2 separate regions of the Homo sapiens genome follow, and region 1 is linked to region 2. A link is an interaction called in ENCODE POLR2A ChIA-PET data of the cell type or tissue named here. Cell type or tissue: MCF 10A. All regions are shown on one strand. Links, peaks and the distances in the headings refer to the core of each region. The heading gives the core; the rest is flanking DNA. Region 1 holds the start of RNVU1-2A (RNA, variant U1 small nuclear 2A). Region 2 holds the start of RNVU1-15 (RNA, variant U1 small nuclear 15).

The links. ChIA-PET counts read pairs that join two places held together with the same protein. Peaks named below come from ENCODE experiments on the same cell type or tissue, not always from the same donor. Only the 100,000 strongest peaks of a DNase experiment are listed, where the experiment ranks them.
Region 1: POLR2A ChIA-PET joins it to region 2 with 32 read pairs; 24 of 35 experiments call an interaction of 5 or more read pairs at or near these places.

Annotation. Positions count from the first base shown.
Region 1 is chr1:144,545,356-144,560,804 of GRCh38, forward strand. It overlaps RNVU1-2A (RNA, variant U1 small nuclear 2A), which reads right to left and starts at 6,588; the gene lies at 6,424-6,588. LOC105379574 (a long non-coding RNA gene) reads left to right here and starts at 6,860. Exons shown (of 2, transcript XR_001737761.2): 1 at 6,860-7,303; 2 at 14,693-15,427. It overlaps RNVU1-28 (RNA, variant U1 small nuclear 28), which reads right to left; the gene lies at 15,311-15,449. In MCF 10A, for the core only: no CTCF peak of the experiment used is centred there; DNase peaks (open chromatin) are centred at 5,296, 6,426 and 6,886.
Region 2 is chr1:144,404,975-144,420,423 of GRCh38, forward strand. It overlaps RNVU1-15 (RNA, variant U1 small nuclear 15), which reads left to right and starts at 7,602; the gene lies at 7,602-7,766. TRN-GTT3-1 (tRNA-Asn (anticodon GTT) 3-1) reads left to right here and starts at 14,293; the gene lies at 14,293-14,366. RefSeq lists enhancers at 7,501-8,209, 8,076-8,763, 8,764-9,453, 13,532-14,033 and silencers at 7,527-7,876, 7,701-7,995, 14,342-14,401. In MCF 10A, for the core only: no CTCF peak of the experiment used is centred there; DNase peaks (open chromatin) are centred at 7,278, 7,707 and 8,194.

The sequences.
Region 1 (15,449 bases), core at 2,551-10,550, 140 kb after region 2:
TGCGATGGCTCGTGCCTGTGCTACTCCAGAGGCTGAGGTGGGAGGATCGCTTGAACCAAGATCCCACCAGATACAGTGAGACTCTGTCTCAGGGAAAAATACAAACAAAAAAAAGAGGCTCTGTAAGAGGTGACTCTGGGGACAATGGAAAAACACTAAGGTTTTCAAGTGGTGTTAAAAGCCAGTAGGCCTTGGGGACCACTGAGCAATCTACAAAGCAGGGAAGCCTAGATCCCTGAGCTCTGCCCGCCAAGTACCACCACAGCTAACATGAGAGACCTCCCCCACAGAGACTGAAATTTGCCTCCTGAGGAAACAAGTGACTACAGACATCTGTCCCAGGACAGTAAACAAGAAAATAAGGTCTCACAAAAACAAAAACAGCTGACCACACCATACAATCACTGAGACCGGGCCTGCGACTATAGATGAAAAAAGCAAATGCTGTCTATTATTCATACCATGAAAGACCAGGGGAAAGCACGAACGCAGTCCCCTACTACTGTTGCGGGAATCAGGAGAACAAAGAGACCAACGGGTGGAACAGAAGGATTTTATTGAGTGCACTCGGGCCTAGCGTGAGCCCCGAAGAAAGACAGGGGGCTTGACTTTTATACACACTTCTGAAAGGGGGTTGGCTAGTTTGAATGGTGCAGCAGGAATTTGATGGTGCGAAACTCGCGGGGCAGGCAAGAGGGCTTACAGAAGCAGAAAGAAGGCAGTTAATCAAACTGTGACAGGTCTTGCAACGCAAGCACAGCTGGTAACCTTGCAGCTGCACTGAATGGAAATCAGGAACTTACAAAACTTGAATAATGACAAGTGGCAAGGGGGAAAGACAAGGCAGTAAAGACATTTGTTGTTTTTCCTCTTATACTTGCTGGGGGCGGACCGTGTTGACAAAGTCGCTGGAAATCACTGTCAGAGATGTAGCTTTTAGGATAGTATTGTCCAGGATCTGCTAGGCTCTATCCACTGCAGGCCTTGGTGGGGGGGGAGGGGGGGCCTGCGAAGCACAGGAAAACTTGTCTTTTCGTTGTAACTTCCGCTTCGTTACTACAAGTTACGCAGCTGAGCTTCCCACGTTAGAGAAAATGACAGAACAGCACACTTGAAATGAAATAGTTGAGTCGGGTTTAAAAGCCATTTCAGTAACCACAATATCTGCCCTGCCACATAAATAAGATTGCACCTATCTCCGCCCCGCCACAGCTCCATACGCCTCACCCTTTAAACGCACAGTCACTTGCCCCAGCACCACTCCAGCCAATCCCCAACCACCCCGAGCCCTCCTAGCCCTAACACACAGCTGGGACTCTCATGTCCAGCCAGTGGTCCTGGACTTGCTCCTACAGCGCGGGAAATCCTTCGTGGCGAAGCAGCAGCCCCTGCGCTGCCTCATCTACATAGAAACGCCCTATCGGTGATGTCACCGACAGTGCCTTTCCCAGTCTCCTTCTGCTCTTCCGCCCCACCCTCCGCCACTCAGCCTACCAACCCGCTGGGGGAGCCGACGGAGGAAGTGACGTCTGCTGTCCCACCTCTCCCTCCCGCCCTTGTCCTTTCCGGAGGTGCGCCCAGACCCCGCATCTAGTATCCCCCAAAGAAGCGACTACTTAACTTGTGTCCTGCGGAGGACCCTTCTGGCGGCCAGCTGGAAGCTGTGCGCCGGTCTTCAAATAGTGGCTTTTAATTCGCAGACTAGAACATTTAGGATTACAAAGAAAACCGTTTCCTTTCAAAGCTGTTTATCTTTGTGAAGTAGCATTTTGCTTAAAATTGGAAGCCTTTGACTATCAGAGAGAAATCATATCTATGAAACTAGAGAGGCTGCTCAGATGACTGCAAACCAGCCATCCTTGCTGGTTTTACCAGTAGTAGTGTTATAAAGAATGTTGTCCAATTTCATGAGTCTCGTAGGTTTGTTTTTTTGTTTTTCAAATACAGTATTGTACAAAAAGGAAGCAGAATGTGGTTGCTGTCACAATGTAATGCCTCTCTGGGCCTGAGAATTTGGAAAGGCTCACACTCCTCATAAAAGTTCTCTTCTTTCCTCATTCTCCCTTTAGATAAAAAGTCTTTTTTTTTTTTTTTTTTTTTTTTGAGACGGAGTCTCGCTCTGTCGGCGGGATCTCGGCTCACTGCAAGCTCCGCCTCCCGGGTTCACGCCATTCTCCTGCCTCAGCCTCCCGAGTAGCTGGGACTACAGGCGCCCGCCACGACGCCCGGCTAATTTTTTGTATTTTTAGTAGAGGCGGGGTTTCACTGTGTTAGCCAGGATGGTCTCGATCTCCTGACCTCATGATCCGCCCGCCTCTGCCTCCCAAAGTGCTGGGATTACAGGCGTGAGCCACCGCGCCCGGCCAGATAAAAAGTCTTTCTTGAAAGCATTGTTGATCAAAAGCTGTATCTCTCCTTGCCAGAAAGGCTCATTCCCAGATAGTCCTGTCCCACACTGGGGGCAGGGGAGGAAAGGAGCCCTCTCACTAAGGAATTTTTAACAGTGCCCAGAAGCTGAATTGGCATCACAGAATTGGGGGCGGGGGGGGAGACAGAGAGATCTCGGCCAATTCTATAGTTGCTGTCACTTGTTGAATCATCTCTAGTCTTCAGAGTACCATGAAAACAATGAGAAATACATAACATTAATAATTTGACTAGTGGAGATATAATGCACACAAGAATGATAATCACAAAGAGAATCTATATCCCGAAACAGTAAGGGAACCTATTCCATTAGGCAGCCAACTGAAAACATCAGGGAAAACATCAAATACCATTTCTTCTTTAGTGATTTATTGTAGCCAAGTGGCTTCCTTTCTAATTTTTTTTCTAGAGAAGGTTCTACTGCATGGGAAACATTTATGTATATGCAACAAAAGGTATTTGCCACCACACATACATCTCCCTGCTCAGCTAAATATATCATCTAAAGTGATGTGATTACCTAGTACAACCTTAGCCAGTGAATAAATAGCTTTTTATTGAGCTGCAAAAGAGGCCGCAGTTTCATCAGCAATGTTTTTCTTTCTTTTTTCTTTTTCTTTCAGAGACAGCGTCTGTCTCTGTGTCCCAGGCTGGAGTGCAGTGGTGCCATCATAGCTCACTGCAGCCTTCAACTCCTGGGCTTAAGTGATCCTCCTGCCTCAGCCCCCGAGTCACTGGGATTACAGGCCAGAGCCACCATGCCTGGTTTTCATCAGCAGTGTTTCCTGAGGTTACAGAAAGATTTATAATCCTAGGAAGAAACACTCCCTTGAAGCAAAAGTGCTCTCCCCGCAAAAATGCAAGGAGCTATCTTCTTGATAGCCGGGCAGATAATTCTCAGGTTTTGCCCCACTGAATCTCTATCTAAAATAGAGCAGTGGTCATGCCTAGTGAAAAGTTAGAGGGCCTAACGTTTAAATCTGTAATCCATCTTGAATTGAGTTTTGTATAAGGTGTAAGGAAGGGATCCAGTTTCAGCTTTCTTCATATGGCTAGCCAGTTTTCCCAGCACCATTTATTAAATAGGGAATCCTTTCCCCATTGCTTGTTTTTCTCAGGTTTGTGAAAGATCAGATAGTTGTAGATATGTGGCATTATTTCTGAGGGCTCTGTTCTGTTCCATTGATCTATATCTCTGTTTTGGTACCAGTACCATGCTGTTTTGGTTACTGTAGCCTTGTAGTATAGTTTGAAGTCAGGTAGTGTGATGCCTCCAGCTTTGTTCTTTTGGCTTAGGATTGACTTGGCGATGTGGGCTCTTTTTTGGTTCCATATGAACTTTAAAGTAGTTTTTTCCAATTCTGTGAAGAAAGGCATAGGCATTGGTAGCTTGGAACCAACCCAAATGTCCAACAATGATAGACTGGATTAAGAAAATGTGGCACATATACACCATGGAATACTATGCAGCCATAAAAAATGATGAGTTCATGTCCTTTGTAGGGACATGGATGAAATTGGAAACCATCATTCTCAGTAAACTATCGCAAGAACAAAAAACCAAACACCGCATATTCTCACTCATAGGTGGGAATTGAACAATGAGATCACTTGGACACAGGAAGGGGAATATCACACTCTGGGGACTGTGGTGGGGTCGGGGGAGGGGGGAGGGATAGCATTGGGAGATATACCTAATGCTAGATGACACGTTAGTGGGTGCAGCGCACCAGCATGGCACATGTATACATATGTAACTAACCTGCACAATGTGCACATGTACCCTAAAACTTAGAGTATAATAAAAAAAAAAAAAAATTAAAAAAAAAAAAAAAAAAAGAAAAGTTAGAGGGAACTCGCCCAATGTTGGGTTTCTTCAGATATATGTGTGTATATATATATATTTATATATATGTGTGTGTGTATATATGTGTATATATATATATATATCTCCAAATATCTTAAAGACACTGCCCTTCATCATTCCATGCCATTAGACATTTATAGGACCATGCATGGTGATCTCCTCCACACAAAAATAAATGCTGGTGCAGAACAGGTAAGTGTACTATAAATTGAGTACATCAGCTTTTGGGCATTTTAAACCATTGGTCACACACGTTGGAGCAAGAGGGCAGGTTGATAGCAAGAGGGAGTGTTTCTCTTTCAGTTTTCCAATAGCAAAGTGATGTTTGCCACTGTCATTTCAGAGTGAGGTGACAAATTTTTGTTGTTGTTTGGTTTTGTGGGGTTTTTTGTTCGTTTTTGAGACAAGGTCTCACTGTCCCCCAGGCTGGAGTGCAGTGGCACGATCAGGGTTACTTTTGCCTTGACCTCATGAATTCAAGCAAACCTCCTTACTAATCCTCCTGAGTAGCTGGGACTACAGGCACGTGACACCACACCCTGGGGTGTGAACTGGGATTTTATATTTTCAGTTGGCTCCCTAATGGAATAGGTTCCCTTACTATTCTGGAATACAGATTGTCTTCATGGTTGCCATTCTCGTGTGCATTATATTTCTACTAACCTGCTAATTTTTTTTTCTTTTTTCTTTTCTTTTCTTTTTTTTTTTTTTTTTTGAGACAGAGCCTCACTCTGTTGCCCAGGCTGTATTGCATGCAGTGGCAGGATCTCAGCTCACTGCAATCTCTGCCTCCTGGGTTCAAGAGATTCTCCTGCCTCAGCCTCCTGAGTAGTTTGGATTACAGCCTTGCTGACATACACCACCACGCTGGGCATTTTTTTTTTTTTTTTTTTTTTTTGGTATTTTTAGTACAGACGGGGTTTCGCAATGTTGGTCAGGCTGGTCTCGAACTCCTGACCTCAGCTGATCAGAAGTAGGTGAGGTCAGAAAACGCACCCTGGGAGAGGCTGGCAAAATGCCCAGAACGGCCATCGCTAGGCCTGGGGTTTTCTTCTGTACTGAAATACTACTATTCATGTAGTGCGGGGACAAAACCAATTAGATACTTCTGGGAGTTAAAAAGAGATGAATTTACAGTGCCATTTGAGAAGGGGTATTAAGGAATTTTCCAGGGTACTGACGCGTGTCAGGTGCAAACTGCAGGTTCGGAGAGAGCTAAGTATTTTCTGTCCATGAAGGTGATAAGGGGGGTCTTGAAGAAAGAGGAAGGGGGGAGGACACTGGCGCCAGAAATAGGAAAGGGCTGCTTGGGGGTGGGAAGGATGGGTCGGGGTGCTATCTAGAAAGCTGCCTGGCAGTGGATGTAGGATGTAGAAGCGAGACATCAAACAAGAAGCTGTCGCTTAAATAAAGTCTGAAGATAGACTAGATATGTAAACGGCAGGAGATAGTAGGGAAACTGGACCCGTCTCCTCATAAAACTTCCCGCCTTATGTTTCAGGGAGGACCGCAGCGCATTTCGGCCAAGACAGGTGAGACTGCGGTTCTGACCTACGGGCCTCGATGAATTGCGTTAGGGCACCTGGGCTCCGGGAGAGCCGTTCCACTCCACAAAGTAAGCGTGTTATGTCTGCAAACGAACGGGGACACTAAGAGCCCCAAAGGCCCTGCTTTCATCCCAAAGAACAGCCCCCGTCTGCGTAGTTTGTACCTGGCTCTGTGAGGTGAGAACACATTCCCCGCTAGCACAGAAATCCTACAAACTCCTGAGGGGGCTGCGGTTAGAAGCAGACGCTGTGTAAAAGGGGACTCTGGAAGCTAGAGAAAAACACGAAAATCTTCACAGAGCGTGAGAACCCAAGACGCTGGAGACCGTGGATCAATTTCTGCAATAAGCAGCCTTATGTTCAAAGGGAAGAGCTATGCAGTCTTCGCGCTGGTTAGCCTAGGATAAACCGGCTGACACTCCTTACTTCTCCAGCGAGAAAGACAGCGACATGCCACTTCCTATTTTGCAGGCTTCTGACTGTAACAGTAACACTTAAGGGCACCACAAAAAACACAAACCAATGAAAGAAAGCAGTAACAAGGAGCGTACGGTCTATTTTTGAAACCAGAAAAAAAGAAATCAGGGAAAAGCACGGACACAGCCCCCCACTACCACAAATTATGCAGTCGAGTTTCCCACATTTGGGGAAATCGCAGGGGTCAGCACATCCGGAGTACAATGAATAAGCCTCAGCCCTGGGAAAACCACCTTCGTGGTCACGTTATCTCCCCTGCCAAGTAAATATGAGCTCCTGCACCTCCGCCCCGTACGCCTCACCCTTTACACGCACGGTCACTTCCCCGCGCACCCGCGAGCCCTCCTAGCCCTGACACACAGCTGGGACTCTCAGGTCCGACCAGCGGTCCTGAACCCGCTCCCACGGCACGGGAACTCCTTCGTGGCGAAGCAGCATGTGGCGAAGCGCAGCCTCTGCGCTGCCTCATCTACATAGAAGTCGCCCTATCCGTGATGTCACCGACAGTGCCTTTCCCAGTCCCCGTCTGCTCTTCCACCCCAACCTCCGCCAACTCAGCCGACCAACCCGCTGCTGAGCCGGCAAAGGGAAGTGACGTCTGTCTCTCCCTTTTTTCTCTCCCGCTCCCTTGTCTGTTCTCTCCCAAAGAAGCTGGTCCTTAGCTTCTATTGCGGAGCAACCTTTCGGCGACCAGCTGGAGCCTGGGCACCCTTCTTCAAATAATGGCCTTTAATTCGCAGACGAGAACGTTTAGGATGACAAAAGAAACTTTTTTTTCACGTCCTTACCCTTGTGATGAAGCATTCCGCTTACATATATATATGTAATGTTGGGTTTCTTCAGATATATATATATATATGTATATGTGTATAAATATCCAAATATCCTAAAAGACACGGCCCTTCATGATTCCATGCCATTAGACATTTATAGGACCATGCATGGTGATCTCCTCCACACAAAAATAAATGCTGGTGCAGAACAGGTAAGTGAAATTGAGTACATCAGCTTTTGGGCATTTTAAACCATGGGTCAGAAATGTTAGGGCAAGAAGGCAGGTTGACAGCAAGAGGGAGTGTTTTTCTTTCAATTTTCCAATAGCAAAGTGTTGTTTGCCGCTGTCAGTTCAGAGTGAGGAGACAATTTGTTGTTGTTGTCTGGTTTTGTGGGGGTTTTTGTTTGTTTTTTAGTTTGTTTTTGAGACAAGGTCTCACTGTCCCCCAGGCTGGAGTGCAGTGGCACGATCAGGGTTACTTCTGCCTTGACCTCATGAATTCAAGCAAACTTCCTTACCAATCCTCCCGAGTAGCTGGGACTACAGGCATGTGACACCACACCCTGGGGTGTGAACTGCGATTTTATATTTTCAGTTGGCTCCCTAATGGAATAGGTTCCCTTACTATTCTGGAATACAGATTGTCTTCATGATTATCATTCTCGTGTGCATTATATTTCTACTACCCTGCTAATTTTTTTCTTTTTGAGACAGAGTCCCGCTCTGTCACCCAGGCTGTATTGCAGTGGCAGGATCTCAGCTCACTGTAGCCTCCACTTCCCGGGTTCAAACGATTCTTTTGCTTCAGCCTCCTGAGTAGCCACCTGGCTAATTTTTGTGTTTTTAGTAGAGACAGGGTTTCACCAGGTTGGCAGGCTGGTCTCGAACTCCTGACCTCAAGGGATCGACCCGCTTCAGCCTCCCAAAGTGCTGGGATTACAGGCATGAGCTACCACGCCTGGCTCTCAAACCATTTTAAGTAAGCAAAGGCAGATTTGTCTGGCTTTTTAGTACATTGCTGAATTATCCTCCAATCTATATTTTTAGGAAGGACCTGGGGAATGGCAACATGCACATATTTGGCTAAAATGTGAACCTTTCATGTTCTGCTTGAAAATCCTTCCAATTTGCCTTTTGCAACCAGTTAGTGGCCTTGCCTTCTTCACCAGAATGTGAATTAATTGATAAAGGCCAGAATATTTGGGCTCAAAGGTTTCGACAGTTAAGTCGAATTTTCTGCCAAAGCCTATAGGATCTTGGAGCCTGCTTTAGAAACAGAAGAACGAAATGTGTTTAACTTTAGATCAGGGAAGTCCTTTATTTTTTTTTATTTATTTTTATTTATTTATTTTTTTTGAGATGAAGTGTTGCTCTGTTGCCCAGGCTGGAGTGCAGTCGCGCGATCTCGGCTCTCTGCAAGCTCCGCCTCCCGGGTTAACGCCATTCTCCTGCCTCAGCCTCCTGAGTAGCTGGGACTACAGGCGCCCGCCACCACGCCCCGCTAATTTTTTGTATTTCTAGTAGAGATGGGGTTTCACCGTGTTAGCCAGGATGGTCTCCATCCCCTGATCTTGTGATCCGCCCGCCTCCGCCTCCCAAAGTGCTAGGATTACAGGCGTGAGCCACCGCGCCCGGCTATAATATTCTTAATTCACATTTTGGTGAAGCGGTGTACACAATGGTAGGCTCCCCTCTTCCTGTGGGTTTGGGTTTTACCTTGAAAGGGGCTGTCAGAACAGAAGTTTCAGGGAAGGGGCCAGAGCCCTGGGGACTTTCCTCAGGTGATGGTGATGGAAGAAGAGGCAAGGCAGGACAGGAAGGCTCAGGTAAGAAAGACTATGCAGGTGCAGGGGCAGGAGGAGAAGGAGCAGTTGGAGGCGAAAGAGACAAAGCCTCCTCAATATTTCTCAATTCAGAAAACGTGTCAGTTTACCTCCTTAAGCTTACTTCCTCAATGGAGGCAATTTTCTTAGTTCTTTTTTTTTTTTTTTTTTTTTTTTTTGAGATGGAGTCTGGCTCTATTGGCAGGCGGGAGTGCAGTGGTGTGCTCTCGGCTCACTGCAACCTCCGCCTCCCGGATTCAAGCAATTTTCCTGCCTCAGGCTCCCGAGAGCTGGGACTACAGGAGCCCGCCATCAAGCCCGGCTAATTTTTTGTATTTTTAGTTGAGACGGGGTTTCACCATGTTGGCCAGGATGATCGCCATCTCTTGACCTCATGATCCGCCCGCCTCGGTCTCCCAAAGTGCTGGGATTACAGGCCTGAGCCACCGCGCCCGGCGCAATTTTCTCAGTTCTTTTAGAAATTTTAGAAATTTAGAAATTTGGAAATTTCTAGGTCTCATTGCAAGTAAGTCTCCCATTTAATTTGTCTTGTTCTAAAACCAAATTTCTCTCTCTCTCTCTTTTTTTTTTTTCCTTCAGACAGAGTCTCACTCTGTCGCCCAGGCTGGAGTGCAGTGGCGCGGTCTTGGCTCACTACAACCTCTGCCTCCCAGGTTCAAGCAATTCTTCTGCCTCAGCCTCCTGAGTAGCTGGGATTACAGGAGCCCGCCACCATGCCCGGCTAATTTTTGTATTTTTAGTAGAGACAGGGTTTCACCATGTTGGCCAGGCTGATCTCGAACTCCTGACCTCTGGCTCCCAAAGCGCTGGGATTACAGGCGTGAGCCACCGTGCCCAGCGTAACCAAGATTATTGAGCCATTCTAATTTGTCAAAAGAGTCACATTGATTTTAAAAAAAATAACGTAATGGGCCAGGTACGGTGGCTCACGCCTGTAATCCCAGCACTTTGGGAAGCCGTAGGGGGCGGATCACGAGGTCAGGAGTTCGAGACCAGCCTGAGCAACATGGTGAAACCCCGTGTCTACTAAAAATACAAAAATTAACCGGGCGTGGTGGTGTGTGCCTGTAATCCCAGCTACTGAGGAGGCTGAGGCTGGAGAATTGCTTGAACCCAGGAGGCGGAGGTTGCAGTGAGCCAAGATTGCACCACTGCACTCCAGACTAGGTGACAGAGTGAGACTCCGTTTCAAAATGAATACATAAATAAGCAAATAATAATGTAATGAACGTTTTCATCGTTTACATATTAAATAGATGAAGGGGTGGCCTGCCCCTCCATACTTGTGGGCGTTTCTCATCGGGTGGAAGGAGAGACTTGAGAAAAGAGAGAGACACAGAGACAAAGTATAGAGAAAGAAAAGTGAGCCCAGGGAACCGGCGCTCAGCATACGGAGGACCCGCGCCGGCACCAGTCTCTGAGTTCCCTTAGTATTTATTGATCATTATCGGGTGTTTCTCGGAGAGGGGGATGTGGCAGGACAATAGGGTAATAGTGGAGAGAGGGTCAGGAGGAAAACATGTGAACAAATGTCTCTGCATCATAAACAAGCTAAAGAAAAAAGTGCTGTGCTTTTGATGTGCATATACAGAAACATCTCAATGCCTGAAAGAGCAGTATTGCTGCCCACATGTCCCACCTCCAGCCCTAAGGGGGTTTTCTCCTATCTCAATAGATGGAATATACAATCGGGTTTTACACCGAGACATTCCATTGCCCAGGGATGAGCAGGAGACAGATGCCTTCCTCTTTTACTAATCCTCCTCAGCACAGACACTTTACGGGTGTCGGGCTGGGAGACGGTCAGGTATTTCCCTTCCGGCGAGGCCATATTTCAGACTATCACATGGGGAGAAACCTTGGACAATACCTGGCTTTCCTTGGCAGAGGTCCCTGTGGCCTTCTGCAGTGTATTATGTCTCTGGGTACTTGAGATTAGGGAGTGGTGATGACTCTTAACAAGCATGCTGCCTTCAAGCATCTGTTTAACAAAGCACATCCTGCACAGCCCTTAATTCATTTAACTTTGAGTGGACACAGCACTTGTTTCAGGGAGCACACGGTTGGGGGTAGGGTTACAGATTAACAGCATCTCAAGGCAGAATTTTTCTTAGTACAGAACAAAATGGAGTCTCTTATGTCTCCTTCTTTCTACATAGACACAGTGACAGTCTGATCTCTCTTTCTTTTCCCCACAATACTTACACTATTTAAATTGTTCAAAAGCATCAAAGATTCCTCTCTGCTGTCAACTTCATTCCATTTATTTTATTGTACCAAACTATCAAGACCATTAATTTAATCTACTGCTAAATCTATTATTTTTTTCATGTTAGAAATTCAACCAGAAAATTTCTCCCTAATGAAACCTCACATTTCAAGCATAAGTAGGCTGGGTGAGGTGGCTCACACCTGTAATCCCAGCACTTTGGGAGGCCAAGACAGGTGCATCACTTGGGGTCAGGAGCTTGAGACCAGCCTGACAAACATGGTGAAACCCCGTCTCTACTAAAAATATAAAAATTAGCTGTGTGTGGTGGCATGCGCCTGTAATCCCAGCTACTCTGGAGGCTGAGGCAGGGAAATAGCTTCAACCTGGGAGGCAGAGCTTGCAGTGAGCTGAGATTGCACCACTTCAGTCTAGCCTGGGCTACAGAGCAAGACTCTGTCTCAAAAACAAATAAATAAGCATAAGTAGTAAAAAAAAAAAAAAAAAAAAAAGATAAAAAATAAGGCGCAGGGTCTTGCTCTGTTATCCAGGCTTGAGTGCAGCGGGGCTATCATAGCTGACCAGCTTGGAACTTCTGGGCTCAGGCAATCCTCCTGGCTCAACTTGCCTTGTATTTTTTTAGAGATGGGGTCTTGCCCTGTTGCCCAGGCTGGTCTCCAACTGCTGGCCTAAAGCAATCCTTCTGCCTCAGCCTGTTGAGTTGCTGGGAGTACAGGTGCAAGACATGCAGCCTAGCATTGTAGTAAAACAATTTTCAACAAATTCTTAATTTTCTTTCTTTTTCTTTTTCTTTTCTTTCTTTCTTTTTTTTTTTTTTGAGTTGGGAGTCTCACTCTGTCACTCAGGCTGGAGGGCAGTGGCGCAATCATAGTTCACTGCAGCCTGCCTCAGTCTCCCAAGTAGCTGAGATTACAGTCATGCATTATCATGCCTGGCCAACTTTAAAAAATTAGCTAATACTTAAAAATTTGTAGAGACAGGGGTTTCACTATATTGCCAGGCTGGTATCCAACTCCTAACCTCAATTGATCCTCCCTCCTCAGCCTCCTAAAGTGCTGGGATTGCAGATATGAGCCACCATACCTGGCTTAATTTTCTTATTTTAATTTTATATAAGTGATTATTATTGTTCCTAAGATAATTGGGGCAGTGACTCCTTTAAAATTTTAGAGACCTAATTTGTCTATTCACTTCACTGAAAGAGTATGCCAGTTTGCTTCATGAGAAAATATCCTATATTAATAAAGCAAGAAAATTCCTTCCACCAAACTAGGGGGCATTCTAAAGAAACGAATTGTGCTAAGTAACATCACTTAAGGTGAAAACAGAGGCAATGGTATCTATTAACAATGTTTATCAGTGAAGGAAATAAACTGAAAATGTTAACATCATTAAATCCTCAGAGGGCCTTCGTTGCTGAAAATCTGAGTAATATTGTGATACCCTTTTGAGTCCGGCAGGACATTCTCTTTCCAGGGCATATGACAGTGGGCGAATAATTTCTTTTCATTCATTTTCATTAAGGGCTGAACTTCCTTAATGTTCTGGAGATTATTAAATTTGATTTGTATAGTTGTGAAAAGTGCTCATATTGCTGATTCCATTGCTTACATATGATCATATAAGTCTTTTCTCTCCTTTCTGTAGTGTGGTTTAAACTTAATCCTTAAAGGACATGTATTTGAATTTTTCAGCTGGTTAGAAACCTGAATATACCAATCAAAGAAAACTGCTCCTTACATGCTACAGATTTAGTGTTCTTCCTGTGCTAAGATGTCTTTTAGATATAGTAAATTTGTTAAAGCCAAGAGCTCCTATGGAACAAAGTTGGGTGGGAGGGGGACATTGAGTAGTAAGATCACTCTTGTAATAGAGATGCCACTCTTGCAGATATTGACAACTATTGGGCCTGTAAAATTTTTAACAAACATTGGAAAGACAAGATATGAACAACTCATCATTGCTGCAGTCTCAAATATCAGGAAATACCATTATTCTCAGGACAATAAATAGACAATAAAAAAGACTCACAGAGCAGCTTAGCTGTCATGTATTACCAAACAGGGACTGGATCCTTGTCAACACCACCCAACAGAGATTGTCCCCAGAAATTCACTTCATAACATCAAAACCAAAAACCCACACTGATGGCACAATATAATGATGCAAAAATGAGAGAGAGAGAGAGACAGAGAGAGAGAGAGAGAGAGAGGGAGAGAGAGAGAGACCTGTCCTACAGCCATACTTAGTGGGTAAAAGCCAAAGAGCTCAATTTCTGCTCATGATACTTAATAGAACAGAGGGAACATGAGCCAATAGCTCAATGGGTTCAGATCTGCACCAAGTGCCTGTTGGATGCAGAATTCTACTGTCTCCAATAATATGTCTCAGATGGACTAGTTTTTTTGTTTTTTGTTTGTTTTGTTTTTGTTTTTTATTTTTTGTTTTTGAGAGAGAGTCTCCCTCTGTCGCCCAGGCTGGGGTGCAACGGCACGATCTCGGCTCACGGCAACCTCCGCCTCCCGGGTTCAAGCGATTCTCCTGCCTCAGCCTCCCAAGTAGTTGGGACTACAGACGCACACCACCACGTCTGGCTATTTTTTTGTTTTGTTTTGTTTTGTTTTGTATTTTTAACAGAGACAGAGTTTCGCCATGTTGGTCAGGCTGGTCTCGAACTCCTGACCTCAGTTGATCAGAAGTAGGTGAGGTCAGAAAACATACCCTGGGAGAGGCTGGCACAATGCCCAGATCCGCCATCGCTAGGCCTGGGGTTTTCTTCTGTAGTATTCATGTAGTGCAGGGACAAAACCAATTAGATACTTCTGGGAGTTAAAAAGAGATTAATTTGCCGGGCGCGGTGGCTCACGCCTGTAACCCCAGCACTTTGGGAGGGTTCACGAGGTCAGGAGATCGAGACCATCCTGGCTAACGCGGTGAAACCCCGTCTCTACTAAAAATACAAAAAATTAGCCGGGCGTGGTGGCCGGCGCCTGTAGTCCCAGCTACTGGTAGGAGGCTGAGGCAGGAGAATGGCGTGAACCCGGGAGACTGAGCTTGCAGAGAGTCGAGATCGTGCCACTGCACTCCAGCCTGAGCGACAGAGCGAGACTCCGTCAAAAAAAAAAAAAAAAAAAAAAAAAAAAAAAAAGATGAATTTACAGTGTCATTTGAGAAGGGGTATTAAGGAATTTGCCAGGGTACTGACGCGTGTCAGGTGCAAACTGCAGGTTGAGAGAGAGCTAAGTATTTTCTGTCCATGAAGGTGATAAGCGAGGGCCTGAAGAAAGAGGAAGGGGGGAGGACACTGGCGCCAGAAATAGGAAAGGGCTGCTTGGGGGTGGGAAGGATGGGTCGGGGTGCTATCTAGAAAGCTGCCTGGCAATGGCTGTGGGATGCGGAAGCGAGACATCAAACAAGAAGCTGTCGCTTAAATAAAGTCTGAAGAAAGACTAGATATGTAAACGGCAGGAGATAGTAGGGAAACTGGACCCGTCTCCTCATAAAACTTCCCGCCTTATATTTCAGGGAGGATCGCAGCGCATTTCGGCCAAGACAGGTGAGACTGCGGTTTTGACCTGCGGGCCTCGATGAATTGCGTTAGGACACCTGGGCTCCGGGAGAGCCGTTCCACTCCGCAAAGTAAGCGTGTTATGTCTACAACCCAACGGGGACGCGCTAAGAGCCCTAAAGGCCCTGCTTTCATCCCAAAGAACAGCCCCCGCCTGCATAGTTTGTACCCGGCTCTATGAGGTGAGAACACATTCCCCGCTAGCACAGAAATCCTACAGACTCCTGAGGGGGCTGCAGCTAGAAGCAGAGGCTGTGTGAAATGTGACTGGGGGCTAGGGAAAAACACGTAGATTTTCACAGACCCTGAGAACCCAAGAGACTGCAGACCATGGGCAGACAAATCTCTGCAAAAAGCAGCCCCGCCTAGATAAAGGAAGAGCTGTGCGGCCTTCGCGCTAGCTAGCTTGTGTAAAGGTCGACGATTCTTATTTCTCCCGGGGCGGGGAGAAAGCGACATATTACTACTATTTCTCAGCCTTCGACTGTGAGAGTAACGATTAAGACTAAAACACAAGCCAGTAAAAAAAACAAGTAACCCTTGCTGTGTAGACTATTCTTTAAACTACAAAAAATCAGGGGAAAGCGCGAACGCAGTCCCCCACTACCACAAATTATGCAGTCGAGTTTCCCACATTTGGGGAAATCGCAGGGGTCAGCACATCCGGAGTGCAATGGATAAGCCTCGCCCTGGGAAAACCACATTCGTGATCAT
Region 2 (15,449 bases), core at 4,075-12,074:
CTCTATACACACAAATCAGCAGGAGATAGTACCTGCAGCTGTATTTGGAGTTTACTGCCTCAATGTTCACTTTCAATGAAAGAGCGTATTTCTTAACAGAAGACCAGAAATTCATGCTGAACCAATAAATTGTCCTCTATAGTTTTCATCTGCAAGGAGGATTTAAATATTTCTAGCTCAGTAGTTCAGCCCTGAAGATTATTTCACCCCCACTGCTAATCCCGACCTAATCTGTTTTTGTGTTGTTAATGCTCCTATATACTAGCCAGGTCCGTAATTCTGTAACAGGCATAATTTCTTAATATTTTAGGCCATGTGTTAATTTTACTATTTCTTAGCCATTTTTCCTCAATAGTTTTAAATTGCATCCCTGCTTACTCTCCCTTTTACTGGACGGGCTTCCTCTGTTTACTAATACAATTCCCCAAATTGATTCATCCACTTGTTGAAATACCTAATTTTAGGCCCTGCACTGACAGCTTGCCTAGGCTTATACTTGTTGTGTTTGGTGTTGCAGTCTTCAGATTCTAAAAACACCATCTAGACCTTACATTACCTCCAGCCAGGGCTATTCCCCCAGGGCCTGCCTTAAGAAGCAGATTTCTTTTCATGTTTCATCTTCTTCCCATTTATTTCATTTCATGACAGTTAGAGAAGCTGTATACTAACGTGACAAATGCTAAGTTAGCAGAGAAAAACGTTATTTCAGGATAAGTTCAGGGAAAGCTTTTTGGAGGAAAGTCAGCTCACATTAGTCCTGATGATGGATAGTGTATAGAGACTACAGATGATGGAACGATGAAGTGGAAACTCGAGTGGCTACATACGGACATTCCACATAGAAGCAGTGTGAGCAAAACCACCAAGACAGGAAATGAGATGGAATTGATAAGGCAATGCAAATAATTCAGGTTATTTAGATCATCAGTGTTGGGGGAAGCTGGGTTTATGGGAATCAATCGTTAATCAGAATGTGAGCACCATTGGTTTGGTAATTCATGGAAGAGGTTATCATTCAACAGGGGGAGTGGCTTCTCGATTATAAACATGTCTGAAGGTCACTGAACATCAAGGCTAGCCTTCAGTTAAAATCTTATTAAAATTATACTGACCTCTGATGACCTTCAGAGAGCTCCAGCTAGATGGATTGATGATAAGAGAAATTTGAGAAGGCAATGGGGCAAATCTTTGTGCAAATCTCTGTTATGTCATATATCTAAGGCTTCTGCTGGATCCAGTGATTTGTTTGTTCTGACTGTAGTACAAATCTATTAGAACAATATATCTAGTTATAATAAATGACAGAGGGCATTGAAGCAGATGCAAGAAGCAAAATATACAGGTGTAAAGACAAACTATATTAGGCCTCCCATCAAGCTTCTCTAATATTTTCACAGCACAGCCCTGCCTGACTTCTCTCTATCTGGGTAGGCCCCTTCTGTTTGCTAAACCAGTTCTCTGATGTTGACTACCTGATTCTCTAGTCCTCAAGTTGACTCATCCTGTTTATTGAGAGTGACATTTTTAGACTACTAATAATATTTATATGTAAGAAAGAAACTGGGTTTTTATATAAATATATAATCTTTTCAAATAAAAGATTATAATCAAGGAACTGTAAATAATAGAAAAATTACATAACGTTTCCCTATTTGGGGATTGGTTAAATGCAATATTATAGAAGTCTGAAAAAATAATGACTGTATTACAAAAGAATATAAAAATAATTGAAGACTAGGAATTATGTCTACCAACTAATTCAGTCATTTGGCTGTTTATTCTCATTTGAACAGTAGTGGATTAAGAAAAAAACAAAAAGACTTTCGACTTCCATCACAGGGAGAAAAGGATCAAGTACACATTAGAGAAAGCTGATGGCAATGATTTCTAGTTTCCGTTTCTATTTTCTGTCAATTAACCATCATTTTGGTAAACAGCCTTTTTAAATGTCTTTTCTTTTAATTTTTAAATTTTTACTTTAAAGACAGGGTCTCACTATGTTGCGAAGGCATTGGCCTCAAACTCATGGACTCAAGTGATCTTCCTGCCATAGCCTCCCTAGGTGCACATCACCATACCCAGCTATTAATGTCTTTATAAAAGCATTTTTAACCCTACTGGTCTAGCTATTGCATCAAATAAATAGCTAATTCCATTGACGAAGGATTAGGGACTCACGAGTGAAAATAAATGTTTTATTTGGATAATGGCTACAAAATCTCAACAGTCAAAATAAATAAGAGATTAAAGCCATGATGATGACTTAAAAGATAAAGTTAGGTAGAAATGTGAACTAAGGGAAATGACTCAACACATTCAGCAACACAAAACTGTGGCCTAAATTCACTCTGACAGTTGTTATGCTATCTCCTGCTGCCCGAGTAAAGTAAGTTATGAACAAGACACATGAAGGAGATCAGGCAGACATATGGTCAAATGCTTTCTGTGCAATATGTCTGTCTCCATATTATCTTCTCTGTCTCATTGCACTTTGGACATTTTTATTCTTCCTGCAGATCTATTTTTATGAAGCAATGTGATTTAAATGAAAAAAGCACTGAATTCTCAGTCAGATATTTGAGTTCTAGTTGAAGATTTATCACCTAGTGGTTATGAGATTTGGGGCAAATTGCTTAATCTCTCTCTTTCTTTACCACTTCGTTTGTAAGTTTTCTTGCCTCCCTACAGGACTGTATAGGGGATCAATCAATGTTGAGTTGAAGGCAACATGGTTTAAGTTGGCTTAATGGAGAAGTGGTAAATCACTTAAACGGGTAGAACAACACAGTGTAGAGGATGTTGGGCTGCATGAGGAAGTGTGGAAAAAAAGCATGCCATGAAAATATCATCACAATCTCACATTTCTTCGTTTATTTGCACACTCTGAACACCTGCATGTGATAAGGACTGTGCAAGGTTCTCAGGATACCCAGGTAAAAATCACCACTTCTGCCAGTCTTGACTTTGCAAGCTTGAGGAGCAGACCTGGAGGAATTTGGCTATTACCACACCAAAGTTGTTACTCACATTCCCTTTGACATATGGTCTCAGGAAAAAATGAAAAGAGTAAAAAAAAAAAAAAGTCCTTCATTTTTGAAAGGAAAAGTCATAATTAATTTCTAGAAGGAGAAAGAAAAAAAGAGATAACAGTGTGTGAAAATGCTTAGAAAATGCTAGAGCACTACAGAAAGACAACGTGAGATTATGTCTAAGAGTAGCTTGGTTATTTTGCTTTTGTTGACAAAGTATACCTCCTTCATTTTCATAGTTGTCATAATTCTTTCCATGATTTTCTTAGTGGGTTTGTTTAGGAGAAACTGTATTCTTTCTTTATTCATCTAACTCTCCTTAACTCCAAAAGATGCTTCTTAGGATAACATTTTAAAAGGATATACATTACGCACATTTTTAATGCTTCTATACAGGACTGAAGGCCAATATTACCATGATAATAAGGCATGTAACAAAAATTTGTTCTGCAAAGAGTGAGAAAGCGTGAGGGAAAACACAGTGCAGGATTCTATGCTGTTGCCCAAGAACCCAGACAGGCAAGTGAAATAATAGAGCAGACATTTCCTGAGGCTGTGGTCGATATGATTAGGAAATAGTGGGTAAAAATGGCCTCTAAACTATATACACATGAGAAGATAGATGTGAAAGCCCATTGCAAAGGCAATAAAATTATGCAAATATAAAATATCACTATTAAAATGTATGATGAATTGACGTGCCATGAAAACAGTTCCAGTGCTGGGCCAGAAATCAGGAAACGTGGGCTTTTGGTTTCTCACCATTAAAATGAAGAAGTTGGATTTATACCCAAGGGCACCTTGTGGGCTGTATGGCTTCTAAGTAACTGGTCATAACAAAAGGGACACAATCAGGTCAGTTTCAAACCAAGAATAAAATGGGAAATTAAAGAACTGAATTGGCTACTTTCTGCTCAAATGATTGTTAAAAATAAAGTTTAAAAAAAGCCCCAAGGACTATGCAGTGCAGTGAGCAGAGGCTCCCGATATTAAAAAGAAAACAAGGAAAATGGATTCCTGGTGATAGAAGTGGTGTGGGGGAAGACAAATAGTGTGGCTGCAAATGGAACAATATGCAAAAGAAAAGTAGCTAAATATAGCTCTTTTTTGGGAAAGAGATTGTGTCTAAGTCCATCAGTGGAAAGGCAACTTAATTGTTGTATAAGTCTGTTCAGGTTGCCATAACAAGATACCATACACCAAGTGGCTTAAACTATAGAAATGTATTTCTCACACTTCTGGAAGTTGGGAAGTCCAAGATAAAGGTGGTAGCAAAGCGGATTTCTTTCTAAGGTCTCTTCCTATGGCCTGTAAGTGGCTGTAGATTCACTGTGTGCCCATGTGACCATTTCTTCGTGCACCAGGGGGAAGGCGGACAAGCAAGCTTTCTAGTGTCTGTCTTCTTGTAATGGCATTAATCTCAGCATGAGGACACCACTCTCATAACCTCTTTTAATCCTGATTACCTCTCAAAGGCCCCAGCTGCATAAATCATCACAGTAGGTGTTAGGGCTTCAACGTTTAAGTGCGGGAGTTGGTGTTCACATTTCAGTCAATTGAGGTGGCAATTGAAATGAGAAAGGAAAACCATAGTTACTAGAGAGAACGGTTGTCTTGGGGAGGATCACTGGACAGAACTACGGTCCTGTCCAGGTTGTTATGGCAACCTGAACAGACTTATACAACAATCCAGTCCTAGAGGCAATACAACTTCTCTGCTGATTCCAGATTCTGAGCGCCTCTCAGTCCTTGGTTGGGTTGTTTTGATCCTGTCCATATTATATTTATAAATATTCTCTTCATAAAACTCTCTTTAGGCCGGGCGCGGTGGCTCACGCCTGTAATCCCAGCACTTTGGGAGGTCAAGAGATCGAGACCATCCTGGCCAACGTGGTGAAACCCGCTCTCTACTAAAAATACAAAAAATTAGCCGGGTGTGGTAGCGGGCGCCTGTAGTCCCAGCTACTCGGGAGGCTGAGGCAGGAGAATGGCGTGAACCCGGGAGGCGGAGCTTGCAGTGAGCCGAGATGGCACCACTGCACTCCATCCTGGGCGGCAGAGCGAGACTCCGTCTCAAAAAAAAAAAAAAAAAAAAAACACAACTCTCTTTAAATCACACATCCGAGTGTGCCCCTTGTTTCCCACCAGAGCCAAGACTGAATGAGATGATTTCTTAAGGTCAGGTTGATGTCCTAATCCAGTTGTGCTGCTATAACAAAATACCACAGAGTGAGTAACTTATAAACAACAAAAATTTATTGCTCACAGTTATGGAGGATGGTCAGTCCAAGATCAAGTTGCCAGCAGGTTCAGTGTCTAGTGAAGGTCCATTCCTCTGTCATCCAGGCTGAAGTGCAGTGTTGCAAGCTTGGGTCACTGCAACCTTCACCTCCCAGGCTCAAGTAACCCTCCCACCTCAGCCTCCTGAGTAGCTGGGACCACAGGTGCTCACCACCATGCCTGGCTAATTTTTTTTTTTTTTTTTTTTTTTTGTAGAGATGGGGTTTCACCATGTTTCCCAGGCTGGTCTCAAACTCCTGGACTCAGGCAATCTGCCAGCCTCCTGAGGGAGTGCTGGGATTACAGGCATGAGCCACTGTGTCCACCCCCAAAATTCTACTCATATATATGCATAATTACATAGTTACCAGCCGTTATTTTCTGATACTTTGACTGGCAATTGGTTGAAAGAGTTTATCTAAAGACCTGGAATCCATAGAAGGCAGTCTCTGTGTTAAGGGGTTGTTCTTATTATGCAGATGAAGCCTCCAGGTAGCAGGCTTCAGAGAGAATTGATTGTAAATGTTTCTTATCAGACTTAAAAAGGTGCCTAGATTAGGGAAAAGGCCTGGAAAGGGATTCCCTATAGCATGTAGACTTTCCCCACAAGAGACAACTTTGTAGGGACATTTCAAAATATGATAAAAAATGTATTTTAGGGTAAAATATTTTCATTTCTTTCAGGGCCTGCTATCTGTCATGTAATGCTACACTAGAGTCAGCCTGGAGTTTGGTGTCTTATTGCTACAAAAAGTCTTGAGATCGCTGTTGTAATGTCAGTTGGGCCTGGTCGGATGTGCTGGTCAGTTGTGCCTGAATTCCAAAGGAAGGAGGGTATAATGAGGCATATCTGACCCCTACTTCCCATCATGGTCTGAACCAGTTTTTCAGGTTAACTTTGGAATGACCCTGGCTGAGAGGAGGGGTGCATTCAAATAGTTGAGGGGCTTGGAATTTTATTTGTGGTTTACACTATAGAAAGTATTTTTCCAGTATTACCTGGACAATGTGTCTCCCTGTCAGTATCCAGGAATGGCACCTGGATCAAGCATTTAGTGTTCAGTTGCTACACTCTCACCTAATCCCTCATTTTCAATATTTTGCCATGTTTTCCAGTGACCCAACTGGCCACCATGTCACAGACTTTATGGTCTCCAAGGGAGACCCCTCCATTTCATGTTTTGTGATTTGAGCAACAGACTGGAATCTACTTGAAATTTGCAAATGGTCTTTGACTTGGGCTTTCCAATTTTGCTCTACTTCACAGTGTTTTCTGGGTTATATACAAGGGAGATGATCCAGTCATTTGTTAAGCGCCTCAAATAAGACATGCCCTAGATGTTTTTTTGTTTGTTTTGTCAAATTGGGATTATTTTTGTGTCTTTGGAGAATATAAAATACTAACATGAGGTAAGCACTAAGGTTCTGAGATGGCCGTGGAAGAGATGACAAACTCCATCACCATGCCTGAGAGTGTCCAATCGTCTCTGCGGGGGCCACATATTTTTGTATTACACTGTATTTGAAATAACAACAACAACAAAAAACCCTTCAAGATTCATAAAATTGGACAACTGTCTTTGTAACACTTCTAGTGGTAAAACCAGTAAGGATGGCTAGTTTGCAACCCATCTGAGCAGCCTCTCTGGTTTCATAGATATGTTTTCTCTCTGACATTGAATGGCTTTCAACTTGAAACGGAATGCTACATCACAAAGATAAACAGGTTTGAAAGGAACCGGTTTTCCTTGTAATCCTAAACGTTCAAGTCTGCGCATTAAAAGACATTATCTGAAGAAGGGTGCACAAGCTTCCTGTTGGCCGCCAGAAGGGTTCTCTGCAGGACACAGATCAAGTACCACAGTCTTAGGGGGAGACCAGACGTGGGATCTCTGCGCACCTCCCCAAAGGACAATGGCAGGAGGAAAAGGAGAAAGAGACAGACGTCACTTCCTCCGCCAGCTCCGGCAGCGGGTTGATCGGCTGAGTCGGCGGAGGGTGGGGCGGAAGAGCAGACGGTGTCTGGGAAAGGCGCTGTCGGTGACATCACGGATAGGGCGATTTCTATGTAGATGAGGCAGCGCAGGGGCTGCTGCTTCGCCACTAAGGAGTTCCCGTGCCGTGGGAGCGGGTTCAGGACCGCTGGTCGGACCTGAGAGTCCCAGCTATGTGTCAGGGCTAGGAGGGCTGGGGGCGGGGGGGGTGGGGGGGGGGGGCGTGCGCGGGGCAAGTGACCGTGCGTGTAAAGGGTGAAGCGTGTGAGGCTGTGGCGGGGCGGAGGTGCAAAAGCTCATACTTACTTGGCGGGGGAGATACCATGATCACGAAGGTGGTTTTCTCAGGGCGAGGCTTATCCGTTATGTTCCGGGTGTACTGACCCCTGCCATTTTCCCCCAATGTGAGGAACTCGACTGCATAACTTGTGATAGTAGGGGACTGCGTTCGCGCTTTCCCCTGGTGCTTCTGTGGTGCGAATAGTAGGTGAGCCGTAAGTGTTTTTGTAACTCAGGGTGCGGGCTCGTGTTTTGTGGCTGTGTTCTGTCCGGTCAGTTGTTTCCGTTCGCAACGGTTAGTTTTCCTTTGTGAGGCCATGTTTGGGGACAGCTTAGAACTATCCACTTACTCTCTTGGGAGGCGAATTTCAGTCTCTGTTGGTTGGGGTGTTCTCCCAGGTTAGCTGCCGCGGTACTTGCTAGGTGGAGCTCAGGGATCAAGGGTCGGGAGCTTTCTGGTTTGTTCAGTGCTCCCAGGGCTTCTAACATCTCTTAAAAACTCTGGTGTTTTCTGTCATCCTCGGAGTTACCTCTTAGCCTCTGTTTTTTTTGTTGTTTTTTCCCCCCCTCCCTAAGACAAGTCTCGCTGTACCGTCCAGGCTGGAGAACTGGCGCGATCTTCCCATCTCAGGCTCCCGAGTAGGACAACCGCACGCCACCACACCCGGCTAGTTTTTTCTCTTTTTTTTTTTATTTTCTTTTCTTTCTCTTTCCTTTCTTTTTCTTTTTTCGTAGCAGTTTCACCATTCTGCTCAGGCTGGGCTCCACCTCCTGGGCTCAAGTGGTCCGCCCAGCCTTCTGAAGTGCTGGGATTGCAGGTGCGATCCATCTTGCCCTGGCAGCTCCTGCTTTTCACCACAGCATTCACGGGAGTTTGTAGGATTTCTGTGCTGGGGAAACGTGTACTCAGTTAATAGAGCCAGGTGGAAGTTGTACTCAGAACTGGTGGTTTTCTTTGGAATGAAAACCGTGCATGTTGGGGGCTCTTAGTGTCCCCGTTCGGTTGTAGGCATAACACCCTTGCTTTGTGTAGGGGGAGGGCTTTGCCCGTGCCCTGGTGCCCCGGCGCAGGGCATCGAGGCCTGCAGATCAGAACCGCAGTCTAACCTATGTCTTGGCGGAATACCCTGCTAAGTCTCCCTGGAATGTAAGATGGGAGGTCTTGTGAGGAGGTTTCTACAAGTAAGAAAACAAATTTCCATTCGGTTTTTATTGACAAAATTGAAAATTATAATAACTGAGTCCAGCCTCTCAGATGACAAATGTCTTTTGCACTGAGAGCTGGGAACCGCCGCTTGCCTCAGCTCCTGCGTGCAGGTGCAGCCCTCGCTTCCCTCCACACTTTCTCCAGCGGGTGTCAGTTCCTCCACAAGAGACAGACAGCGTTCTGCAGAACCACAGCGCTCAAGGCCTTCGAGAGCCAAAAATCTCGGAGCGAGCTGCCCTGTCCTGGCTGTACCTCACGACTGACCTAGAAATGGCCTTTGCTGGGAGCAAAGGGTAGGGGGGAGATGGTCGTCGGAGCTGGGGCCTGTGCACTGGACCAGGTTGACCCACGGGAGGGGAGGTACCCAGAGTTAGAAGGGGGCCAAGCACTGAGACCTCACCATCCTCAATCTCCAAAAGGACTCAGAGAGATGCAGAGACTGAGACAAGCTTCCTTTTTTAAGGAAAGAGAAAACTACTGAGGAAGGCCCCAGGGACTCTGAACCAAAATCCAGACTTTTTTTTTTCCACCTGCAGCTTTTTGTTTTTATTTTTGCTTGAGAAGGTGTCTCGGTCTGTTGCCCGGGCTGGAGGGCAGTGGCGCAATTTCGGCTCATTAAAACCTCCATCTCCCGGGTTCAAGCAATTCTCCTGCCTCGGCCTCCCTAGTAGCTGGGACTGCAGGTGCCCGCCATGACGCCCGGCTAATTTTTGTATTTTTATTAGAGACGAGGTTTCACCATGTTGGTCAGGCTGGTCTCAAACTCCTGATCTCAAGTGATCCACCCACCTCAGCCTCCCAGAGTGCTGGGATTACAGGTGTGAGCTACCGCGCCCAGCCCGCACCTGCAGCTTAATCCCATTTCGCTGGTGCAACTTCATCCTTCCGTATGCTCAGGCCAATAAACAGTACTGTAGGCTGGTCGTTCTTTGACCCCCATACATCCTATTGGTCGGAAAATTATGTTTTCTCTTTGGTTAACCGCAGACTTTGATATGCACACTCTTTCTTGGTCTGAAACCCACCCAATAGTCCCATACGTAGATTTTTGGATAAACATAGAAATGGACCCTTCTGATCTGAAAGTTTGAAACTCGATATTTGTTTTATTTGAGTTCCTTCCTTCAGGCCTCTCAAAAAAGATATCAAAGAACTGAAAGTCACCCAGACAATGAGACGCCGGACCCCTCATTCATCCTGATTGCTTCCTTGCCCCTCCCTAGTTCCTGTTTTCTTTCTTTTCTTTCTTTTTTTTTTTTTCTTTTTGAGACAGAGTCTCCCTCTGCCTCCCAGGCTGGAGTGCAGTGGCGCTATCTTGGCTCACTGCAAGCTCCGCCTCCCGGGTTCACGCCATTCTCCTGCCTCATCCTCCCGAGTAGCTGGGACTACAGGCGCCCGCCACCACGCCCGGCTAATTTCTTTTCGTATTTCTAGTAGAGACGGGGTTTCACCGTGTTAGCCAGGATGGTCTCGATCTCCTGACCTCGTGATCCGCCCGCCTCGGCCTCCCAAAGTGCTGGGATTACAGGCGTGAGCCACCGCGCCTGGTCTAGTTCCTGTTTTCTTACACATTGTCACATTCTTTCCCTGCCATCTAAGCCTCTAATTTTGGTTGGTCAGGGAGATGGATTTGAGACTGAGTTCTCATCTCCTCCGCTGCAGCACCCTATTAAAGCCTCTTCCTTGGCAATAACCGTCTCAGTGATCGGTTTTCTGTGTGGCAAGCAGCGGGAACCCCAGTTCTCTGAACTTTGGCAAAGGAATCTCCTGATAAAGGCGGGATCGATTTTACTGACCAAGCTGAAAACGATCAGACGTTTGAAAGCCTTAATCTCGGAGCCTGTCGGAGTTTGGTCTGCCCTTGAGGCTTTTCTTTGGGCCTACCAGTCAAAATCAGCCTGGCCAAACCTGTCTTCAAGGACCAGGGGCAGGGCCGGCTTCTCCCGCCGGGTCGGCAGCCACCTTCCCCTTCCCTGTGACTTGAAGAGAAGCTTCAGGGGGCGTTTATTCAATTTGCGAGGAGCCCGCGAGGCGCAGGTGCGCGGTGACTCTGTGGTTCCCACCACACCCGCTGCCCTCTTTGGTCCTCTTTGGTCCTCTCGCTGTCACCGGCGGGCAGTAACGTTCCGGGTGAGCTAGGGCTCCGAAGACACCAGGCAGGGAGGGACCAGTGGGTAAGGGCACCGCCCGTTTAGGTCCTGCGCAGGAGGGATCCGAAAAAGGTCTTGAAGAAATAGAAAGGGAGGGCCAGATGCGGTGGCTCACGCCTGTAATCCCAGCACTTTGGGAGGCCGAGGTGGGTGGATCACGAGGTCACGAGTTCGAGACCAGCCTGTCCAAGATGGTGAAACCCTGTCTCTACTAAAAATACAACAAGTAGCCGGGCGCGGTGACAGGCGCCTGTAATCCCAGCTACTCAGGAGGCTGAGGCAGGAGAATCTCTAGAACCCAGGAGGCGGAGGTTGCAGTGAGCTGAGACTGCCCCGTTGCACTCTAGCCTGGGCAACACAGCAAGACTCTGTCTCAAATAAATAAATAAATAAATAAATAAATAAATAAATAAATAAATAAATAGAAAGGGAGAGTTGGAAGTAGATCAAAGAGAAGAAAAGAAATCCTAGATTTCCTATCTGAAGGCACCATGAAGATGAAGGCCACCTCTTCTGGGCCAGGTCCTCCCGTTGCAGGTGAACCGAGTTCTGGCCTCCATTGGAGACCAAAGGAGATGACTTTGGCCTGACTCCTAGTGAGGAAGCCATGCCTAGTCCTGTTCTGTTTGGGCTTGATCCTGTAGCACTTGATTGTCTCTCCTGGACTTTCCATGGATTCCAGGGATGCAACTGAGAAGTTTGTTTTTAATGCACTTACTTGAAGTAAGAGTTATTTTAAAACATTTTAGCAAAGGAAATGAATTCTGACAGGTTTTGCACTGAAGACATTCACATGTGAGGAAAACAGGAAAACCACTATGCTAGAAAAAGCAAATGCTGTTGAGATTGTCTCACAAACACAAATTGCGTGCCAGCAGGTAGGTTTGAGCCTCAGGTTGGGCACATTTTACTTTAAGTGCACTGTTGGTGGAACTTAAGGTGACTGTAGGACTTATATATACATACATACATATAATATATATACATATTTATGTGTATATACACACACACACACACACACACACACACAGGGTCTTGCTATCTTGCCCAGGGTGGTCTCCAACTCTGGGTCTCAAGCGATCCTCTGCCTCCCCTTCCCAAAGTGCTGGGATTACAGGTGTGAGCCACCTCGCCCAGGCCATTTTAATTTTAATTTAATACTTTTAATTTGAATACACAATCCAAAAATCATATAACAAGTACAGGAAACCCACTTTATGCCAAGTTTACAAAAACAGGAAAGATATGTCAATGACAAAGCGTCAAAGTGGCAACATCCTAAAGTACTGAGAGAAAAAAAGTTATTCTAGAATTCTATGCCAAATTGAAATATCTTTCAAAAATGTGACTGAAATCAGGACATTTAAAGACATACAAAAAAATGACAGAATTCACCGAACCACACTACAAGAAATATTAAAGGAGTCCTCCAGGCCTAAGGATAAGGATACCAAACAGAAATCTGAACCTACACAAAGAAATGGAGACGACTGAAAATCGCTATGTACGTACTTGGATGTTGGGGTTTATAACATGTCCAAAATCAAATTCCCTGACAACACTAACATAAAGGCCAGAAGGGGAGGTATAATGTCACTTGATGGCAGACGGATAAAGATGTATTCTAGGGACCCTAAAGCCATCACTGACATAACAAAAGAAAGAGTTACAGCTAATAAGCCAAATAAGGAAAGAAAATAGAATGATATATAAAAAAAAAACATGTAATCGCTGGGTGCGGTGGCTCATGCCTGTAATCCCAGCACTTTGAGAGGCCAAGGCAGGCAGATCACTTGAGGTCAGGAGTTTGAGACCGGCCTGGCCAAAACGATGAAACCCCGTCTCTACTAAAAATACAAAAATTAGCCCGATGTGGTGGCTCGCGCGGACCTGTAATCTCAGCTACTTGGGAGGCTGAAGCAGGAGATTCGCTTGAACCCGGGAGGCGGAGGTTGCAGTGAGAGCTGAGATGGCGCCACTGCACTCCAGCCTGGGTGACAGAGCGAGACTCTGTCTCAAAAATAAATAAATAAATAAATAAACAAACAAACAAACAAACAAAAACTGTGTAATCCCTATGCTGGAGCAACTGCTCTCCAGGCCTCTACCCTATAGAAATACACAAATGGCCAATGAGAAGTGTACAAGAATGATCACTGCCGAATTATTTGCAATCATAAAATAGTAGCGCCAAAGTAATTTCAAAGATACATGAAAATCGTTTTATTTATTTAACAAACACAAACAATTGAACAAACAATGGAAGCAAGTCCTTTTGCCTAAAGGAACACAGAGGGTCATGCGGATGTTGCTCCTCCAAGGATTTCGGTGTTCCCCAACGGCTAGTTTTGGGTCTAGTTCTTCTGGAAGATCTTATTCTTGGGGAGCTACAGGTTCTGGCGTTTGGGGCTCTTTCAGGTTCTATCTCCATTTTCCCCTCAATTCCTCCCCATTCTGCTATAATAAAAAAAAATTCTCACCTCCGGAAGATCCCGCCTGTGCCTCCCCGCCAGCCTTTCAGGAGGTCTGGACGTCTGGTCCACCGCTCCCCGGCTTCTTTCCCCGCTTTTGCTTTTCCCCTCCCCTGCTCCCGCCCTCCGGCCTCAGGACCCGACCACCGCCCAGCTGAGCCCCCGCGGCTCCACGGCGCAGAAGGGGCACTGGAGGCCCTGCCCGTTGCCGCCCCGCGGGGTGCCAAGAAGTCCACGTAAATAAATGCTTTGTAAAAGGAACTTCCCCATGGAAAAATCTCTCATGATTTCCATTCTCAAGGCTCTTCAAAGGACTAAAAGCTAAAAGGATGGATTCATTCGACAAGTCCTAGTCCTGCGCCCTGGTGAGTGCCAGACCCTGCTCCCCGCGAGGGGGACCCACGAGCCACCCTCACCACGATCCCTGCCCTGGTGGAGCCCCCGTGCGGAACACAGGATCCGAAGATGGCAGCGGAAGCTCCGCAGCGGCCCCAAAAGCGACTGGGCAGGGAGGGCACAGGCTCCCTCACTGGGTGAAGGCGGCGCGAAGAACGGGAAGAGCCATCCCGGGAGCCACCGGGCGTTCAGCCTCCCTAGGGCCCCCAGGCGGCTCGGGCCGGGGTCTCAACCGGGACGTTTCCGGGGGGTTTCTGAAGCAGGCGAGGGGCAGGGCGGGCGAAGGCCATTCGGCTATCCTTCTGGCTCCAGAATCTCCCAACGCGCAGGTGTCCAACGTGACCAGCGCGACTTACCGCTCCAATCTCTCCGGTTTTCCAAGGCCTTGCTCAGTCGTCCTGCCGGGCGGGCCCTGAGGTTGCAAGGGACGGAGGAAGTTTCGTGCGTGCGCCCTTCCTATAGCGCCCAGTAGAACTGACAGTACCTGTCTCTGTGGCGCAATCGGTTAGCGCATTCGGCTGTTAACCGAAAGGTTGGTGGTTCGAGCCCACCCAGGGACGCTTGTTTGAGCTTTTAAAGTATTCATGCATTGTCAATCACTAGATAAATGGGGAAGATTTTATCTTCCTGGAGTCCTAAGCCACTAATTTGTGACTTATCCATGTCAAGGGCCAGACCACCTCCCCGACCGGATTCTTAACCGGGTATCTCCTGAAATCCTGGGTTTATATGTGTGTAACTCAGGAATCCTGAAACAGAGACCTAGGAACCCACTTCTGGTGTGATAAAATTCTAATTCAGTCCGTTATACGCTTAAACGAGTAATTTACATGCCTCCATTTTTTCATATGTTAATAATAGGAGGTCAGTAATATCCCGAGGATGTGCCTGGATTTACTGATTGCTCTATCAATAATGTGACCAGTGGAATCATTCATCATCATAGTGATCCTCTCCATCATTTTTGAAGAGTATTTTTCCTCAGTTTGTGCATGATTTATTTAACCCTTTTCAAAATGTTTTTGTTAGCCAGGCATGGTGGCATGTGCCTGTAATCCCAGGTACTTGGGATTCTGAGGCAGGAGAATCATTTGAACCTGGGAGGTGGAGGCTGCAGTGGAGGCTGCACCAGTGGAGGCTGCACCACTACACTCCCGCCTGGGCAACAGAGCGAGACTCCATCTCAAAAAAAAAATAAAAATAAAAAAATAAAGTTTTTGAGATGAGGTAGGTTTCATTGTTTTAGGATTACAAAGAATGCTGCAGCCACCTTTGTTGTACACATATCTGGTCATTGTGGAAATGTCTACACCGCAGATATTTCTATAGTGTAGGGAAGTTGATGCACTATCGCTACATTATAGGCTTTACATGATGCTTCTAATTTGAGTACATTCTGCAAATGTATCTTTCACGGGAGCCGTACCAAATAATATTCCAATAGCAATATTTATAGGAGGAAAAATGTGCAGAAGTGCAATTGAGCTTCGTGCCTCTCCATGGGGTCCATGTTCATAAAATGGTGGCATTAGCAATCATCTGAGAGTGGAGTTTGTGGCCCTCTGACATCAAAAGCTGAAGCAGAGGACATGAAAACCCTCACTGTGCATCCTCTCTAGTCTGGCCAGAATCATTCCTAGGTC